Linked DNA regions of Homo sapiens: region 2 is linked to region 1. A link is a contact called in ENCODE Hi-C data. All regions are on one chromosome and are shown on one strand. Each heading gives the region's core, a stretch centred on a gene start or an enhancer-like site at or near the end of the contact. The rest is flanking DNA. Distances are from core to core; before and after follow the strand shown. Region 1 overlaps LOC124904265 (a long non-coding RNA gene). Region 2 has its middle 220 kb from the start of RBBP8.

Evidence for each region. A loop is a pair of places that touch in the nucleus more often than their neighbours do. Pooled maps may share reads with other maps.
Region 2: a map of heart right ventricle shows a loop between it and region 1 (3-fold over the local background). The contact joins two enhancer-like sites. A Hi-C loop is called at or near these places in 17 of 168 maps with a recorded cell type or tissue (Calu3, GM12878, MCF 10A and 8 more), 2 of 37 single-sample maps with no recorded cell type and 17 of 50 pooled maps.

The regions. Positions count from the first base shown.
Region 1 is chr18:22,556,010-22,562,370 of GRCh38, forward strand. The region is part of intron 2 of LOC124904265 (a long non-coding RNA gene); the gene reads left to right. Among named protein-coding and RNA genes, the nearest start is that of CTAGE1, 140 kb to the left of the region's middle. Within about 2 kb of position 3,610, at least 28 of the 41 ENCODE cell types and tissues checked have a DNase peak (open chromatin) inside an H3K27ac peak, as active enhancers do; they include PC-3, PC-9, endothelial cell of umbilical vein and 2 more, where a contact is called at or near this core.
Region 2 is chr18:22,707,337-22,713,697 of GRCh38, forward strand. No RefSeq gene overlaps it. Among named protein-coding and RNA genes, the nearest start is that of RBBP8, 220 kb to the right of the region's middle. Within about 2 kb of position 3,920, at least 20 of the 41 ENCODE cell types and tissues checked have a DNase peak (open chromatin) inside an H3K27ac peak, as active enhancers do; they include PC-3, PC-9, endothelial cell of umbilical vein and 2 more, where a contact is called at or near this core.

The DNA of each region.
Region 1 (6,361 bases), core at 2,360-4,859:
GCTACTTTAATATATAAAGAATCTGGCAAAAATCAACCAACTAGCCAGAAAACAAACAAATAAATAAATATTTCATAATCTTCCATTTCCTTCTGAAGATTTTCAGGTATATTCTATCACAAGAGCATTTATGATTATTCCATTTTTAAAATTTACAGTCCCCTTGACAAAATTTATCAACACCTCTATTTGATCTGATGATACACATCAGTTGCCAGGTACATAACAAACAGCAAGCTGTTTCACTGTCTTCATCTTGAGCTGTAATTAAAGAGTATTTACTAAGCATTACTTGAACCCAACATTATACCTGGTATTATAGCAGCTGGCACTGTGGACCCGGGCCCCGAGCTACAGAACCTTACAGCTGATGACCTGTGATCAACATACTCATCTTTCCTCTAACCACATGACAAACCTCCTGGACCCAGAGCCAAAGGAATTTATGGTTTTCCAGGGAAACATGATATTTGCTTTGACAGTTTCACATAGCTTTATCCCAAAGGCAGACAAAGAGCTGAAGTTTCATCTTCACTCGCCTTTCCTGGGATCAAGCCCTTTGATGGAAGGAGATCACTGGGAATCCATCCCTAGGCCTGGAGGTGTCAGAGGCAGAAACCAGACATACATATCCTGCTCTTTGGTCCTCTGGGAAAATACCTAGCCATCACTGCCCTCATCCACCAGTCTCATGTTGCCCGCCTGTCTCCAGTGTTAGCATAAGTGCTGACTCCCCAGCACTGTGTGTGTCTGGGAGGGCAAGAGGAGTGGCAAACAGCCAGCTGGTGACGCCTGCCCAGAGCCCTGGCAGACCTCATTAGGCTCGGACTGGTCTCTGAAATGCTCTACCACTGCTCCTGCCTGGCACCCAAACCCCTACCATTTTAAAGTGAGCTTTTCACATTCCATTCTTCCCCCAAGTCCTGCAACGTAGGGCCTGCTTTTCTCACAGCTCCAACATCAACACTTCTTTTGAGCAAAACTTTTGCATGCAATAGATAGTGCTAGTGCCAATGCATCTTAGCCAGCTTCTACAGTCAAAGTGAAACAAAGAAAGGAAACATTACAAAAATCGGTGTTGTGGAATGGAACCAGACAAAATCAGTAATAGTCAGTGTGCCCCTTTGATGACCTAAATGTTTAGCACCTCAAAGGATTTCTAAAGGTGTCATGCACAGAGTTTTGAGAGGGAGCTGGCATTTTCAGCCAAAAGCTGAGGGATCCTCTGAAACAGATACCGTCAAATATGCAGACAGGTTGCCATGAGGCAAAATGGGAAGACGTATCTGGCTGTGCATACCAAATACCATCTCAGAGTGGGGTTGTGACTTGTAGGATAGACATGAATATGATGCACCCAGCATGGCCATGCGTGGGAGCTCCTCCGTCAGGAAACGTGGTGTGTTAGATAAACTGGAAGAGATTCAGAGAGGCTGGAAATTGGGGGCAGGAGGGGGATGGTTAAGGCGGTAAAGGCGGTTTTTTAAAAGACAGGAAAAAAGGGTTAAGCAAGGAAACTCCATAAGGACCTCATAGGCCCTGTGGAAGAGTCAAAAGTCATTTAAGTGTTAAGCAGGCTTGTTGCATAATTGGATTCACGCTTTAGAAAAGTTACTCTTGCTGAAGCACGAAGAATGAATTGAAGGGGGGCAAAGCAGAGGTAGAAAGACCAGTTACAACATCTAAGTGAAGGATAACAGTCGACAATGAGACACATCAATGGATTTGGGAGGTGTTTAGGAGTAGAATTTGTAAGACTTAGTGATTGCCTAAGGGGATGTGGTGAGGGGAACAATGAAGGAAGAAGAAGAACCTCTAATGACTGCCAGAGTTTGGCTGAGGCTTTCAAGGGAATGGCAACACCACCCAATGCGGGAACAGGAGAGGCACATGAGGGATGATACGCATCAATTCAGGTTTTGGTGGATTGGGTTAAAAATATCTTTGCAAGATCTTTACTAGGTAGCTGGAGAGATACCATTGAAGACCTGTTCTATGTATAAAATCTGGAGTGGCCAGCACAGACAGTAATGAAGCTGAAGGCATGTTGTGGGTGAAAGGGGTGTCTAATAAATAGGGACGGAAGGACACTTGAGTGTTTGAATACTCTGTTCATTTTTGGCAGCTTATTGCGAATTCATGTAACAATCCTTCCTAAGAGCAAGTTCTGGAGGAAGGAAGTATGAATCGCTGAGTTTAAGGATGGGGGGTGGGGGTGCAAAAATAATCAAAGTGGAGAAATAATTCTCAGAGTTACCTTCATTATTGAGTACTTACTATGTGCTAGGCCCTGTACCGAGTACTTAATATACATTGTTCTACTGTATTTCATTTAATTCTTACAACAAGCCTACATAAAGTAGATACTATTATCTCCACTTTATGTTAACAAGAGCTGAAGTTTGGAGATTCTATTACTCTCTATCCCTGTTGTTTAATCTGATAGCCGCTAGCTGCAAGTGGCTGTTAGGAATTTAAAATGGGCAACAAAGAAACTTAATTTTTTATTTAACTCCAAATTCTCATTTAATTCAAATTTTATTTTATTTCACATTAGTGTAAATTCACACTTAAGAACTAACACTGGATTCAGTTATTGAAAAATGCTTAAATATTTTTGGAACAATGTGAGTATGTGAATCAATTTTTTCAACTCTAAGTTTTATGAAATGTAACTACAGATCAAGTATTTCCAATGAAAAATTTGTGTCTGAATTGAGATGTGTTGTGAGTGTAATTTTTCGAAGATTCACTGTGAAAAAATATATGAAATATCTCATTTATAATTTTTATATTGATTACATATTGAAATAATGTTTTGAATATATCAGATTAAAAATATATTGTTAAAATTAATTTCACCTGTTTTACCTTTTCACTTTCTTTTATGTGACTACTGGACATTTTTCAATTCCCTAAGGGAATTGAGTTCCCCGGGGCTGACGGGGAGCACGGCCTGGGCAGCCCTTTCCCGAGGATGTCCCAGTGGAGACGGGCTCACACCGAGGTGCGCGCACATGCGCGTCTGCGCGGTCCGCCGCGGGTGGACCGAATCTCACCCCGTGCCCACGACCGGCGGGCTTTCCTGTTTGCCTTTTTGAACTCTGTTTTCTTTGAGTCTTGGAGAGAGCCAGGGGCTGTGATGTCACTGTATAAACAGAGGGAAGGGTGGGGGCGAAAGTTGCATTGGAGCGAACCCGGCGGTGGAGGAGGGCTGGTGGGAGGATGGGGGTGGGGAGGGAGATTTTTTTTTTAAAAGTGGTTTGGTCTCGGGGGTGTAGGGGCAGCGGGGGACTCTGCAGAGTCCCGATAAAGAAACAGAATGGGACTGCCAGTCCCTAACCTAGGGGCGGGGAGGGGGACGTGGCTGGAAGAGACAGGGGTTGGTGGGGGGAGGTTGGAAAAATATGGGACGCCTAGAGCTAATTCCTCTGATTAAAAATGCATTAGTTTGGAGGTGTCAGGGACACGCAGCTGTTTTCAAGGAAAGCCTGGCTCCAAGAGGTCCTCCCCGGCCGGGCCGCCTGGCGGCTCCATCCCGGGTGGGTGTCAGCGAGCGCGCAGCCCCCGACGCTTGTCCTCTCCCTGACAGGGCCCTGGCCAATGTCCTGCTGCTGCGGGTCGTGGTAATTTACATCCTCTCTGTGTACATTAACTTATCTGCAGCCGCGCTGGCTGCGCTCCTTCAGTCAGCCTGTCTCCTGCGCAGCCTGGGAGCCTTCCCCGACCCAGCGACCCACCGGGCGGCCGGGGGCGACTGGGGAACCCTGGGAATCACAACAACCGCCCGGTTCCGACCCGGCCCGGACGCCCGCGGGGGCGGGGGACTCTGTGGGGCCAGGCGTGGAGGGCCGGCGAGCCCGGCTCGGGCAGGGCAGAGGCGGGCGGCCGGGGGCTGGCGGCGAACACTTAGTGGCTAATTCATGACTCATGACTCATGCGCAGGCTCCTCTTCAGTGACAGCCGGGACAGTTCCTGGTTATTTGTAGCCCCCCGGCTTTCATTTCGCTGTAATTAAGCAGTCATTTGAGGGTCATTTCATCCCCGTTATAGGTTTCTCTGTTTTAATCATGCTTTGAGTTCCAGTGGGGGCAGCAGGGAGTGGAAGGGGAGGTTGGGAAGGAGGCGTGGAGGGCAAGAGGGTAATCGTCTCTGAGAACGCGTGCACTTTTCATAACTCTTCCCGTGACAGGCCCTGGTGCAGGCTCCGCAGACGCCGACGCCCGGCGCTCCGCTCCGGGGCGCGGGCCAGATCCTCTTCCCTGACACCCGCGGTCTTCCCTGAGAAGAGGTCTGGCCCTTTTTGAGTCAGATGTTGGATTTTCTGCTTTCCCCTCTGGCACCACACTAATCATTCTCTTTAATCGCTGTAGCTTTTTAATGAGGCCAAGTAGGTATTTATGGAGCCGTCTACTCTCCAAACGCTGATGCTTGATAAGTCATTTATAACTTATCGGTGGGCTTTGCATAGGCCAAACCCAGAAGAAAGGAAGTGAGAATAAAATAGAGGCTGGATTTTACGAGGAACCTTCAGCGTATCTTCAGGTCCTAGATGGTACCAAGCCCTTGTGGGAAATGTTCAATCCATCAGACATAAGAATAAGAAACGGCCACAGCCTGTCCGAATTTTGTGAAAATTCTCTGGCTGTCATTCTTGATTTTTTTTTTTTTAATTCCCTCCACTTTCTCCTTTGGCTGGTTCATGTATTCTTTAGATATCATTTGAAGCTTCCATTCCAAGGCCAAGTCTAAGATGTTCTTTAAAGAAATCTTAAGCTATTGCATTTGGAGGGCACACAGATTGAAACTGAAAGGACTGGAAAGAAATAAAGGACAGAAACCAGATTTTCTGTCATTGCAAAGAGTAGGTGCCACAGGCTCCAAATCTCAGTAGATATTAAAGTTAAAGCAGGAGTCTGCGGTAACAGTAGGAGGGTGGTTGCTTTCAAAAGAGAAGGGAAGAGAGAAAACCTGTCCAAGAAAGGGCAGGAGAAAGAGTGAGAGAGAAACAACACAGACTAGAAAAACAAAATGAATGAATCAATCAACATATGAGTATTTAATGTGCATTAAGGAAACTTCAAAAATGTTTTCAGCCATAAAATGGAATAAAATACTGATACATGCTATAACCATGGATGAGCCTTGAGAACTTTAAACTAGGTGAGAGAAGCCACTTATAAAAGACCACATATTCTATAATTCCATTTAGATGAAACGTCCAGAACAGGCAACTCTATAGAGACGGGAAGTAGATTAGCTGTTACCTTGAACTGGGGGTGGGGGTAGGAGTAAGGGGACTGGGGGAGCGACTGCTAGAATTAATTGTGATGGTGATTGTACAACTCTGAATATGCTAATAACCACAGACTTACATGCTTTAAATGGGTGAATTGTATAGTATGTGAATTATATCTCAATAAATCTGTTACTGAAAACAGTTTCCGTTAAGTTAAATAGAAGCAGGTCCCAAAACAGCACCACTAAAAAATTCTCTTGCTAAGTGCACTGCTCCTTCCTATATGACAATGTAAACAGCAAATACTGTTCCTAGGACGGGGTCTGGTTTTTCACTTGGTCCCCAGTGCCTAGAACAATGCTGCTTATGGAAGGTACACAACAAATATTTGCTGGAAGAGAACTTGCAAATAACCAGATGGCCAAATTCAGACTTATACCACGCTCACCCTGCCATCTCTTCGCTGCACCCTCTAGCTTTCCAATATTATCATTTTATATATATAAAATATACAAATATATATTATTATATATACAAATGTATATTATTATATATAGTATCATTATTATTATTAATACAGCTAGTACTAATAACTAACAAACAACATTTTGTTTATATATTTTGTGCCAGGCACTGTACATATATTTGCTTCTAATCCTTATAAAACCCAGCAATGTAAACCCACTGAACCCAGGTCTGTCTGGCTCCCAAAGTTTTAGTCTATTATAAACACCGCCTGCTAAAAACACTAAACACAAAGGCAAGGAGAAACATCAACGAACATGCAAAAGAGAACCAGCCAAAGTCACCGACAGAGGAAACCAAAGAAAATCTGGTTTCTATGTTTATTTTAGTTTTAATTTTTATTTTTTTGAGACAGAGTCTCGCTGTTACCCAGGCTGGAGTGCAGTGGTGTGATCATGATTTCTATGTTTAAGCTGAAAGAAGTATCAAGAAGCATCACTCAAACACATCACTCAAAGAACGATGGCTTGTCTTATTTAAAATTATATCACTCATAGAACTATGGCTTGTCTTATTTAAAATTACGATAATTTTATACTAACCATGGATTATATATGCAACAGCTACGGAGGACTTACTATGTACATAGTTCACAGG
Region 2 (6,361 bases), core at 2,670-5,169, 150 kb after region 1:
TGCAGTGAGCCAAGATCACACCACTGCACTCCAGCCTGGGCAACAGAGTGAGACTCTGTCTCCAAAAAAAGAATTAAGAAAAAAAGAAAGAAAGAAATGTACCATGTTCAAAGAGTGAGCTCTGCTCTTAGAGTTTCTCCTATTTTCCCTTCTAGCCTTATTGGCAGAGCTAACCAGCCGGGTGGACAGAAATGTGTCACCAAATAATAGGGTCACTGGGCTGAACCAGATGTGGGTGGAAGAAATAAAGACCTATTCCCATCAAGTCTCCTAGCTCCTCTTCCCTGCCAGGATTTCCTGTCCTGACCTTAGGGCAGAGCCTGCATCTTCCCTTCAGGAAGCAGGGTCTGGAATATTTGTCATATCAGAAAGGAGATGAGAGGTTCTGTGAGAGGTGTTCAGAATAGAAAATGCAGGTTTACAGCTCAGCAGAGGCCTGAACAGTAAGGTAGAGAGTGGAAAAAAGAGAGCTGTGGGGGGCCCAGGGCAGTCACATGGCAGAGGCACCTGGAAAATAACTGCCCAGCATCACCCACCTCCCTCATCCTCCATGAGTATCTCCTGAGCTCCCATCACCTCACTGCTAGGTAACCTCCACTCAACTAACTTCCCTATGCTCTTTCCTTATTACATGAATCACATTAGGTTAGGCTGTGTTCCTTTACACTCTGTTACTTAATATTTACTTTTTTTTTTTTTTTTTTTTTGAGACGGAGTCTCGTTCTGTCGCCCAGGCTGGAGTGCAGTGGCACGATCTCGGCTCACTGCAAGCTCCGCCTCCCGGGTTCACGCCATTCTCCTGCCTCAGCCTTCCAAGTAGCTGGGACTACAGGTGCCCACCACCATGCCCGGCTGATTTTTTTGTACTTTTTTTAGTAGAGACGGGGTTTCACCGTGTTAACCAGGGTGGTGTTGATCTCCTGACCTCGTGATCCGCCCACCTCGGCCTCCCAAAGTGCTGGGATTACAGGTGTGAGCCACCACGCCCGGCCAATATTTACTTTTTGAGAATTAAAATGCACAAGTGTATTTAATACCCTGTGAATCTTTACTCTTCACATAAAATCGGTTATAGCTTTCTAGCATAGGATAGGGTCCAAATCCAACCTACCACCTATGTTTGTAAATAGAGCTTTATTGGAACACAGCCATGCCCCCATTTTAATGTATTGTATGAATAACTGCATGCTACAATAGCAGAGCAGACTGGTGGTGATAAGGACCGTGTAGCCCACAAAGCCTAAAACACTTAAAATCTGGGCCTTTACATCAGAAACTATTGAATCTGACATAAAATATACAGTATGTAGTTAATGATGACAACACTTGGGTTCAAACTTACTGGGCAAGGTGATGTAATCTCTCTAAGTCTCAGTTGTCTCACTTCCGAAATGGGAACAATAATGCCTGCTTTGTCTACCTCATGACACTGCAGTGAGGAGCAAATGAAATAACACGTCAGTGTCTATACAAGACGAATGCAGAACACAAGTGCTCCAGAGTCCCTAATCCTCCCACTGCAGCTCTGCGGCAGCTCTAAGACACCGTCCTACATTCCCAGGTAGAGTGAGCCCCATCTTCCTGCTGACTGGATTTCTTTTTCTTTTTCCTTTTTTTGGAGGTGGAGTCTCACTCTTGTTGCCCAGGCTGGAGTGCAGTGGCGCCATCTCAGCTCACTGCAACCTCCACCTCCCGGGTTCAAGCGATTCTCCTGCCTCAGCCTCCCGAGTAGCTGGGATTACAGGCGGGTGCCACCACACCCAGCTAAATTTTGTATTATTAGTAGAGATGGGGTTTCAACTGGTCTCAAACTCCTGTCCTCAGGTGATCCACCCACCTCAGCTTCCCAAAGTGCTGGGATTACAGGCGTGTGCCATTATGCCTGGCCTGGATTTCTCATATTGGTTGGATTCTCACCACCCTCTCCCACTATTGCTACAAAAGGGCTCCCAAATATGCTTCTGGCCCCTGCTACTCTCCTTGTTCTTTGGTATTTTCGTCACCTCCAGCAAATTCAAAGAAAAGGAATTCAGTCATTGCATTGATGGGTAAGAAAGGTTTAGAATAGAGAAAGCCACGTGCAGATATCAAAAGAACACTGTGGCTAGACCCAAGAGTGAGTCAAAGGTATGCTCTGATGTTTGAAGTAAAATGAGAAGACTTTGAAGACAGTGGCCAGAAGTTTACATTTGATGCAATGAATGTGGGAAGTCCCTGGAAGACTGCATGGTAAGGCTAAAGTAGCAGGTGCAAAAAAAGGATCAGAGGACTCCAAGGAGCTGACGTTCTGTATAGGGCTTCCACCCAGGTTCCATTTGACACTGGGGCCCAGCCTAAAAGTTACCTTTCACAGCCTCCCACCCCTGACCCTTGGGTTTTCTCGATGATAGAGAGCCTGGCTCTGGGCCTGACAGTGAGCTGTAGCCTCCAACTGAAAGGAAGCTCAGCAAGAATGACCTTGTTAGACTCATTCTGCAGAGCACCGTGGATGTCAGTGAGCATCTCTTGGAGATTTATGGCCCTGAACCTAGTCTCCTGTTACTTGGTGATTCTGCTGAATTTTCCATTGAGCAATAAGGGCAGGATAACAGCAGAGCTGCTCAAGGTTAGCAGCCTTCTGAAGTCCACCCAGCTCCACAAAACTTCTTCCTAATGATATACAGAAGAGATTTATTGGGATGTTTTTGCAGGCCAGGAAATTGCTACATGATTTTGTCATTGACAAAGGAGCAAACATCACTGCCCACTTTCTGTTGGACTTTCTCCACTTTGCTAGTTCTTCAACTGGAAATGATGAAAATAGGCTGATTCCTGGTTTAGTTACCAGGTGGGAGGGCTACCCAAACAATATTCCAATTTCATTGTTTTCATTTCAGGGATTATTGATGGCAACTTTAGGGCATACCTTATATTTGAACTTCCACTTGGTTTCCTGTTCTTGTGGGATTCATTTGAATTGCTGCTAAGTTGGGCATTCAAACATTTCTCTTATGTTGGTTCTAAACTAGTGAGGGAAAACCACGATGTCAGAAGTAATTTTATTTCCACTGTCTTTTCAGATGTGTCAGGGCTCTTGATCAAAACTGATTTTCCAAAGGAGCAGAAAACCAAACACTGCATATTCTCACTATACGTGGGACCAGTAGGACCAGTAATATAGGGCAGTTAAGACCAGTAAACAAGGAGGAAAGGTCATCAAAGATGATTTTCTTTTGAAATGGGAGATTAGGAGAATAGTGGGGTAACTACTGATAGCAGATTGAGACATTAGAAAGACGTGCCATTTTCAGTGTTTCTTGGTTTTTTTTCTTTTTTATAAAGCCATTTATCTTAAGTGCCTTTTGAAAATATTAATCCTATATTTCAGTTGCATTCAATGCAGTGTTTTGGCACCCATTAAAGCCATGGGTATAGGGAGAAGTGCAAGCGCTCCCAAGTTTGTGAGAGAGTTCTGGGTCTTTGGAGGGAGGGATTCAGCCTGGGAATTCCTAGATTCCTGCAAGCACCTCTGAGTCACTAATTCTTTAAATCACATGTTCCGTCAGCTAAAATAAATTAATAAATAAATAACAATAAGTTACTCTAAGAATTAGAAGGGATGTAGCCTCAGAAAGCCCTTTGGAAGCTCTAAAGTGTAAAAGATATCCCTCATTCCTTCTCATTCCAAAGGAAGTCAAATAGAAAGTAAAACTAGAATATCTTATATCTTACATAGAAAGGTGAAACGACATTCTCTCTAACAGCTCTCAGTTGGTAATGGAACCAAATGATCAATACCAGGCCACAGGCTCCTCGTCCCTCACCAGGAAAGGAGTCCTGTCTGGCCGGAGATTGCCTCCCTGTGTCCTCAGGCCCACCTCGGTTTCTGCACAGGCTCCCCGCTCCCACCTCCCCACCCCCGCTGCCATTCCCTGCGGGGTGAGCTGTCTGCAAAGCTCCACTCCCTTCCCTTTCCCAAGTCACAGTTACAGGAATTATTGCAAGACTAGTTCTCTCATATTATATTTCATTCAGCAGCAGAAGAGCCACTCAAGGGTTTTGGCTTCTGGAACAAGAATGAAAAGATCTACAAAATACTAAGTTCCTTGAATAGAATCTTTTAAGGCGATTTGGTGAAAAGTGTCAGATTGGCAGCCACAAAGTCTGAGTTTCTGTTTATTTATCTAGCAGGTAATGATTCACAAAGCCATACAAATATCTCACCAGCCTACAAGTCCATTTCAGACAGATGACTAGGATAATGTAAATTCCATGTAAAAAGGTAGCTCCTTGCTCATTCTCATGTGTAATCTTCACGAGTGAAGTGCCTTCTAAGCATTTTCACACGAATTCTGTCACTTAGAATTTCTTGCAAATATCTAAAACTAGAGTGTTGATGATGGTATATAAACACACCACTTCACCTGCTTTAGCTAAAGGTGTCTTTTTTTAATTGATAGGCCATTTTTAGCAATTTTAGATTTATTTTAAACATTGAGTTATTTGTGTCTTTTTTAGAGCCATTTTTCTTCTTAAAAGCTACGCTATGTTTTGCTGAGATGAAAATACATATAACTTGTTTTCCAAAATGGGAAGAATTGTTCGAGAGGGTGAGCATGGACCCTGCAACCAGATCCTAAGCCCACCCTTATCAGCTCTGCGGTGTTTGGTACGTGAATTCCTTATTACCTCTGAGTCTCGGCTTTCCCATCTCTAAAATAGGAATAACAATAATAAACAACATAATACAAAGGATTATAAGAATTAAATGAAATGGCAAAGGTAAGTACCTAACACAGTACAGAATACAAAGTAGATGCTTAAGAATGATATGTTATATTCCAAATTCACATTGTATGTTAGAGGACTAAAAATTACTGTATCAAAGTATAAATCTAATCTGGGATTCTGATCTTTTTGTATGAGTTTGTTCTGCCTGAGGTCTTGTGCTTTAAACTAAAGAAAAGGTTCTTGTGATCTGCACAGAAGCAGGGAATTGGAGACATCTGGTTCCATGCAGTCTTGTTAACTGAGCTTTTTGATCTGCTCTGAAGAGGTAGAATTAGAGGGAAAAGTCAAAAGAAAATTGAGAAACAGCCTCTGGATGAGGGCAGGGCTCCCCCTGGTAGGGAGGAATGGTGAACAAAACAGCAGAGCCCTGGAGGGAGCCAGGCTGAGCATAGCAGGTGCCCAAAGAAGACCACCACCAAGGCCCACAGGGCCTTCCCAGGTGCCACTGATGCAGTCTGGTAAAATGCAAGCATCCCTGGTAACTGCCAGAAATGCATAGGGGAACTGTGCATTACTGCCCAGCATGATGAAGTGTAAAAAATTATGGGCAGTGGGGTTGGATGTGGTGGCTCACACCTGTAACCCCAGCAGTTTGGGAGGCCGAGGTGGATGGATCAACTGAGGTCAGGAGTTCGAGACCAGCCTGACCAACATGGTGAAACCCTGTCTCCACTAAAAAAAAAAAAAAAAAAAAAATTAGCCAGGCATGGTGGCACGCACCTATAATCCCAGCTACTCAGGAGGCTGAGGCATGAGAATCACTTGAATCTGGGAGGCAGAGGTTGCAGTGAGCTGAGATCGCACCATTGCACTCAAGTCCGGGTGACACAGTAAGACTCCATCTCAAAAAAAAAAAAATATGAGCAGTTGAGTCCAGGTTTGAATGCTATGAGACCTCATCTGTACTTTTATAGGCTATGAAACCTGAGGACACTCAGACTGTGTCCTCACTCAAGTCATAGACAGTGACTACAAATCAGTCAACCCAGTCTGAGAGCTTTTTTCCACCGCTCATGGAAGAAAAAGAGTAATAACTTTGGGGCTGTACATGTGAGTATACATTTGAGGGGAAAGGGAGGATGGCAGGCTAAGAAAACAGAAAAGAAACAGAAAACAAAAAGAGCAAAGATGTATTTGCTAACCAAGAAGACATTTCCAAATATTTCTCTCATGCCCCTTCCAGAAAGATTTCAAGGCCAGGAAAATAAAAATACCTGTTTGATGCCAACTGATTAAACCTCCAGGGAAAACCAGAAAATGTCTTAATTTTCTTATTCAAGAACTCCTTTTATAATCAAACAGAAGAGGAGAAAGCTTTAAGTAGGTGCCCGAGTCACAAGATAAATGAAATGTTTGACATGTTGCTTAGTTCTACAAAGAGAAAATTCCAAATGATTTATAATGCAATTTTTTTCCGATTTCCAGTATGAAGGAGTCTTGAAATCTCATAAACAGAATATAAGGGAAACCACTTTTTTTTTTTAACATGGTAAAGTAAAGGCTTCCCCAGACACTAATTAACACAATTGTGTATCTGTGACTTCAGACTTAAAAAGGCAATGGCTTAACTCCAAAGGTCAACTATTTTTGG